Regions from separate parts of the Mus musculus genome. Here region 2 is linked to region 1. A link is a contact called in ENCODE Hi-C or POLR2A ChIA-PET data. All regions are on one chromosome and are shown on one strand. The core of a region is the stretch at or near the end of the contact, and the rest is flanking DNA. Distances in the headings are between cores, read along the strand shown. Region 1 holds the start of D630045J12Rik (RIKEN cDNA D630045J12 gene). Region 2 holds the start of Zc3hav1l (zinc finger CCCH-type, antiviral 1-like).

The links. Hi-C counts contacts between places; a loop is a spot of excess contacts on that map. ChIA-PET counts read pairs that join two places held with the same protein, here RNA polymerase II (POLR2A).
Region 2: a loop to region 1 is called in a map of heart, with 4 times the contacts of the local background. The contact joins the promoter of Zc3hav1l here to the promoter of D630045J12Rik in region 1. A Hi-C loop is called at or near these places in 4 of 37 maps with a recorded cell type or tissue (Patski, heart and left cerebral cortex). POLR2A ChIA-PET finds 5 or more read pairs at or near these places in 4 of 5 experiments (Patski and embryonic stem cell).

The regions. Positions count from the first base shown.
Region 1 is chr6:38,252,763-38,255,672 of GRCm38, reverse strand. It overlaps D630045J12Rik (RIKEN cDNA D630045J12 gene), which reads left to right and starts at 1,534. Exons shown (of 20, transcript NM_194061.3): 1 at 1,534-1,805. The coding sequence starts at 1,664.
Region 2 is chr6:38,297,781-38,300,690 of GRCm38, reverse strand. Zc3hav1l (zinc finger CCCH-type, antiviral 1-like) reads left to right here and starts at 1,432. Exons shown (of 4, transcript NM_172467.3): 1 at 1,432-1,827; 2 at 2,604-2,739. The coding sequence starts at 1,451.

The DNA.
Region 1 (2,910 bases), core at 285-2,784:
AGTTGGGAACTTCCTGGAGGCTGAGGCCAATTGTAAAGGACACATAGATTCCCATCAATAAATATATAATGAAATCTTCCTGGAGCCGTGGGGGATCCTGTGTGGGGCGATAACATGTTAGAACGTCATTTTAACTTAGTGTGTGTGTATGTGTGGACTAACAAGTTCATAAAAAATAACAACACAATAGGACTAAATGTCAAGAGCTGCTCCAGGCTGTGCCCCGTGGCCAGGTGAGTAATTCAGAGAAAAGCGAGGAGAGGGGAGCCATACCTAGGGCTATTGTGGTCAGGGTGCAAACATGCTCAGACAAGCAAACTCTCTACTTGGGTATGCTGGAGACAACTCCAAGAATGTATATGTCTGGGGGAGCAGGAGAGCAATGTATGGGGGTTGCTTATGACAAGTGACACAATGGAACGCAAAAATTAGGGTCATCAACAAAAGCTTATAACCTAGATTCTCATCTTCCCTGAAATTTAACAGGTGCCTATTTTTTTTTTTTTTTCAGAACAGGAACTTCTGATTCTTTGCCTAGATAGATGAGTTTGCCCAGCAAAACTGGGTAGCATCTTTCTGGGTCTTTTGCCTACCTCACTGAAGAGCAACCTTGATCCTTGGCCAGTCTGGATGGCTGACATTTCCCACTGTCTGTCATAGTTTCTCACTCAACAAGATACTTCTCTTATGCACGGCTTGCAGACCACGGCTGGTGCAACCTCTGAAATACAACTGTCCAAAATTGTAGTGTGTTCTAGGACCTTCCAACCTTATTCGGCCTTCAGAGTTAATGCACTTGGCTCTTAGCACAGAGACACATGCTAACTCCCATCCACACCCCCATTTCCCCAGGAAACTAACCCCCAACAAGGTCTTTTTCATCATATATTGGTGCTACTTTCTTTTTTAAAAAATAAGGCCTGGATCTGTGTGTTTGTGTCTGTCCACTTTGATTCAGCTTCAGTAGCCCCTTTCTGAAGACTCACTAAGCTCAGGGCAGTAGGCCTAGGTCTTACCAAAGGCCCACCTTTGCCAACAAGGTGGCACAGCTCTGGAAAGGCAAAGGATGGGCTGAGCCCTGTGTGCCTCCTCCCCATTCTTTTCCAGCGCGCGGGCTCTGGGAAAGAGAGCCGACTTCTCTCGGCTTTGTCCGCTCAGCAGCCCGGGGTCTGCCAGGGACCACGGCCGCCCCGCACACACACCTGCTGCCCGCCCCGCGTGGGCGGCTCGGGAGGAGCGTGCTCCGGAATCACCCGGTTTGCGACCGTTCCTCTAGGGCCCCGGGGGTGCGGGTGCGGGGCGGCGCCGTCCCGGGCGCCCTCCTGAGAGGCGGGTCCTGTGGGAGGGCGGGGACCGGGTCCCGCCTCGCCCTCCGCCGGGCCGCCCGCAGGCAGGCGCCGGGCCGGCCGGGAGGTGGTGCTCGCCTCCCCGCGCGGGGCCGTGCGTTGCCCGGCAGCGGCTGCGAGGCTCGGGAGGGGGCGGAGCGGCGCGGCCGGCGTGCAGCGGCCCCAGTCCGCGGATCCGGCCCGGCCCGCCCCCGCCTCGCCGGCCTCGCTGCGCGCCGGTGCTAGGCGCCCAGTCTCCGCCGCAGCGGACGCCGGCGTCCCGGGCCTGAGCGCGCCCACGCCCGGAGGCCGGGGTGTCGGGGAGCCGACGCGTGGCCATGGAGCGGGAGCCCCGCGCCAGGGTTGCACTGGTGCCGGAGCGGTGCGGCCGCGGGCCTTCCTCCCGCCACCGCCGCCCGGGGCTGCTGCTCCCCGGCCTCTGGCTGCTGCTGCTCGCCGGGCCGGCCTCGTGCGCCCCAGGTAAGCCTCGCGGAGCCCCCCGGGACGCGGCCGCCACCCTGGCCGCCTTCTCTGCCGCGCTCGTCACCCCCTGGCTTCCCCACCCGCCCATCCTCTTTTATTCTTCACCGCTCCCTCGCCCTCCTTGCTGGAGATGCTTTCCTATTCTTCCTGGGCCCTGCAAATAAAGGCATGGAGGAGAGGAATAAATCCAAAGGAAAAAAGAGCGAGCGGTTTCTGACCGGTCTTGCTAAAAGGTCTGCAACCTAGTCTTCCGTGAACCATGTTGCCCGAGGCGGGTTTGGTGGTTTCTGCTCCGAAGATGCCTATTTTCTTTTTCCCCTTTGCAAAATGCAGGCACTGGAATTGTGTTTGTGCACGGTTGTGTGAATGTGGCGTAGCGAATGTTTTGGGATACTTTTATTGTTGGGGCAAAGGGATGCATCTGGTGTGTGCAGAAGAGCAGTTGTGCATTGCCGTGAACACCCAGTGTTACCCCAGATGCAAGCAAGCTGGCTGTGTCCCCCAGTGCGCCAGGACACAAAGAACATTCAAAGAAAAAAATCTCTTGGAAAGCGCCCTGGCCATGGATCTTTCCAGGGAACTAGCTATTGGTATTACCTCCACAAAGGCATTACAATGGAGTGTGAAAATATTTTGAGTCTGAAGTGTCAGGGCATGAAAGGAGTCATGGTTGGTTTTTATAATAGATGCAATTTAGTGACTGTTCATCAGCATGGGATTAAGAGACATGATTTATGAGGCGTGTGGGTGGGTTTTGTTTGTTGAGGAAATGGTTTAATTCATGTTGCTTCCCCGAAATGTTTATTTATCCATCCTGAGCACGCACTGCACTGGACTGGAGACCATCTCTGAGGTGACACAGTGCATCCTGTGATTGCCCCAGCCCACACGTGCTTGGTTGCTTTGTGGGTAGGAAAGGAAAGGAGAAAGGAGCAGTTTAGGTGGAGAGCTTCTTCTCACTGCTCAGGAGAGACAGAAAAGCCATGAAAGCAGCCCAGAACCCTGCCTGCTTGTGGGAGCAGGGCCAGAGGACTGCCAAGTGGTTTGAAGGAAGTAGAACGCATTTGAAGGTGTCCCTTAGGCCCGACTGTGGGCATTATAA
Region 2 (2,910 bases), core at 183-2,682, 45 kb before region 1:
TTACCATACCCCTATATGATATCAGGCCTCTAGCATTTAAAAACTCTCTGAAAAGATGGCAGAATTTCAAATTTTTTCACGGTACTCATTCAGACTTTTAATCTGGAATGAATTACAATCCAGAATTCTGAAATTGAATATATTTCTAAGGGCAAGGTCTTTGGCTGAGTCGGGATCTCACCCATTTGGTTAGTCTAGCCAATTAGCTGCCCCTGTGGATCCTGCCACTGCCTACCAAGTGCTTGCATTACAAGTGGCCCCCACATCTTCCTGTATTTGTATAGGATCTGGGCATTCAAATTCCAGCCTCACACTTGTCTAGTAAGTGTTTTATCCACTGGGCTGTCTTCCCAGTCCATCTATTCTGTAACATACAGAATCAGTCTTATTAAACTTCTGGATACACTTGCTTACAACATCAGTGCCCTTGAAGTAAAATTCTTCCCTATCTCTATCTTGCTTGAACGTCTCTTCTCTCTGTGTGCATGTGGTTTTCATTCCTCTCTAACCCCTTTCTCAACTTGAATCTTTCTTTTTTCAGTTGTATCTTAGGTCGGCTTCTCTCAGAGGCAAACAGAGAAGGATTGTTTGAGAGCAGACCCTTTACAAGGTAATCCCAAGGAACCACTTCTCAGTTTACATTTTCGGCTGGGCTCCCTGGTAAGCAGATAAGGATTCCATGTAAACCGTTTCTTAGTAGGGAGGGAACACAGGGAAAGGCAGGTTCTACAGGAGCAACAGGGTTCTTTTCCATTAAGGAATCATAGCGACGAAACCATAGAATATCTCTCGACCACTCCGTAGAGGAATAATACGCTAGGAATTTGTCCATTGTTAGGAAGGAAAATCCTTTTAGGTTTAGTGGGTGTTTATGTATATTGTCACCAATTTGACAATAGGAAAAATGTTTATTTATAAGCTGACAGAGAAAAATCAACAATATCATGGCTCAATCCCATCTGAGGCATGGAGCTGATTGATCAGTATTATGGTGTGTGTTCAATAAACCATCCCTATCTGACTGAAATCGGGGTTTGTGTAAGCTCGTGGGGCGACTCATGGACCCCAACACTTAGGAAGTTTTTACCCACTGTGCTGGTTCCTTACTAGGTTTTTTGAGACAGGGTGTCATGTAGTCCAGGCTAGCCTCCAACTCCCCTTTGCAAAGGACGCTGGCCTTGATCTCGGCCTTTTCTTGCCCCCACCTCCCAGGTGCTAGCTAACATTCCAGGCGCGCGCCCCCAGGCTGGGAGAACCACTTCAGCAGTTTACATTCTTTGCAGCCCTCCCTGTTATCCGGTATCTGCCAGGAACCCAGGAGCCAGGAATGTTGCAGGGGCTCAGGCCCTGCCTTCTGAGGCCCGGCCCCCTACAGCTCGCAGGCTCCGGTCGGGGCCGCGGCGGGGAGGAGCCTGGAGGCCCCGGGCTGGCGGGGACGCGCTGGCGGGCCATGGCGGACCTCACTCTGTGCGCGTTCCTCACCAAGGTGCTGTGTGCTCACGGCGGCCGCATGTTCCTGCAGGACCTGCGCGGCCACGTGGAGCTGTCGGAGGCGAAGCTGCGGGCCGTGCTGCGGCGCGCGGGTCCAGAGCGCTTCCTGCTGCAGGAGGTGGAGCTGCGCGACGGCCCGTGGGACGCAGAGGCCGAGGTGGCGGCGGGCGAGGGCGCGGGCGCGGGCTCAGGCGGCGGCGCCACGGCCTGCAGGGTGATGGCCGTGTCCTCCGCGCGCCTCTGCGCCCGCTACCAGCGCGGGGAGTGTCAGGGCTGCGACCAGCTGCACTTGTGTCGCCGCCACATGCTGGGCAAGTGCCCCCACCGCGACTGCTGGTGAGGGGCGGAGTCCTCAGTGTCCAGCGGGGCAGTGGGTGCGGGCGGGCGGGATGCGCCTTCCGGATGCTTCTCGGCGAGCCTGGGTGGGATGGGACAAAGGCCTTCGCGCTGGCCGCCCTGTGCACCTAGTCGCCGAGAGAAATAATATGGAAGGTCTCTCCACTGAGGTTTATTATTCACCCCCCCCCCGCCCCCCAATTTGCTGTCCCTGTCCCAGGATGCTAGGATGTTCCACAACAGCAGCCCGGTTGAATCCGTGTTGCCACTTTTGAATTCACTTATGCCAAATGCCGCTTGAGGGACACCTGGGGGCTTTATGGCCCGCGGAACTTCTGTTCCCTTCTCTCCCTCCTTCCATAACCACAGCCCTTTCGCGCTTAAAAATCTGGTGTCCAATCGCAGGAAACTGGTGGCAGGATGGGGTGAGGGCATAGTGCTGCATAGCCCAAGCCCAGTGCTTTGCAGCAATCCGGGAAGCTTTCTAGTGCTTTCTTTGTAGTGTTGGTGGACAAAGAGAGGCCAGCAGCTGTTGTTGGCCTGAAGATTACGTTTTAGTCTTTACAAAAACAGATAAGTAATCTCAAAAAAGCCTGAGGGTAGGGTACTCACAGAACAGGGAAATGACCCCTGGAAGCTGAGTTGCCTCAATCCGAATTGTTTTATTAGTACTTGGGGAATTCACTTGTGAAGTGGAAATGCCCTAGGCAGAGTTAGACCCACCAGCCTCTTCCCTCTTCTTGACCCGGCCTCCTGACTGCTTTGAACTCTTCTAGGTCTACCTGTTCTCTGTCCCATGATATCCACACACCTATCAACGTCCAAGTCCTGAAAAGCCGGGGGCTTTTTGGCCTCAATGAAGGGCAGCTGCGAATCCTGCTTTTGCAGAACGACCCCTGCCTTTTCCCAGAGGTGAGTCCTTGAGAAGTCGCCATCCTACCATCAACTGTGGCAAGGCTTTCTCTCACTGATGTCTATCCCTCGATGTTTGTGTTCTTTTGTTGGGATAGGATCTTAAATAGCCCAGGATGTTAGTGAACTTGTCATTTAGCTGAGGCTAGCTTTCTGTTCTGCTAATCCACG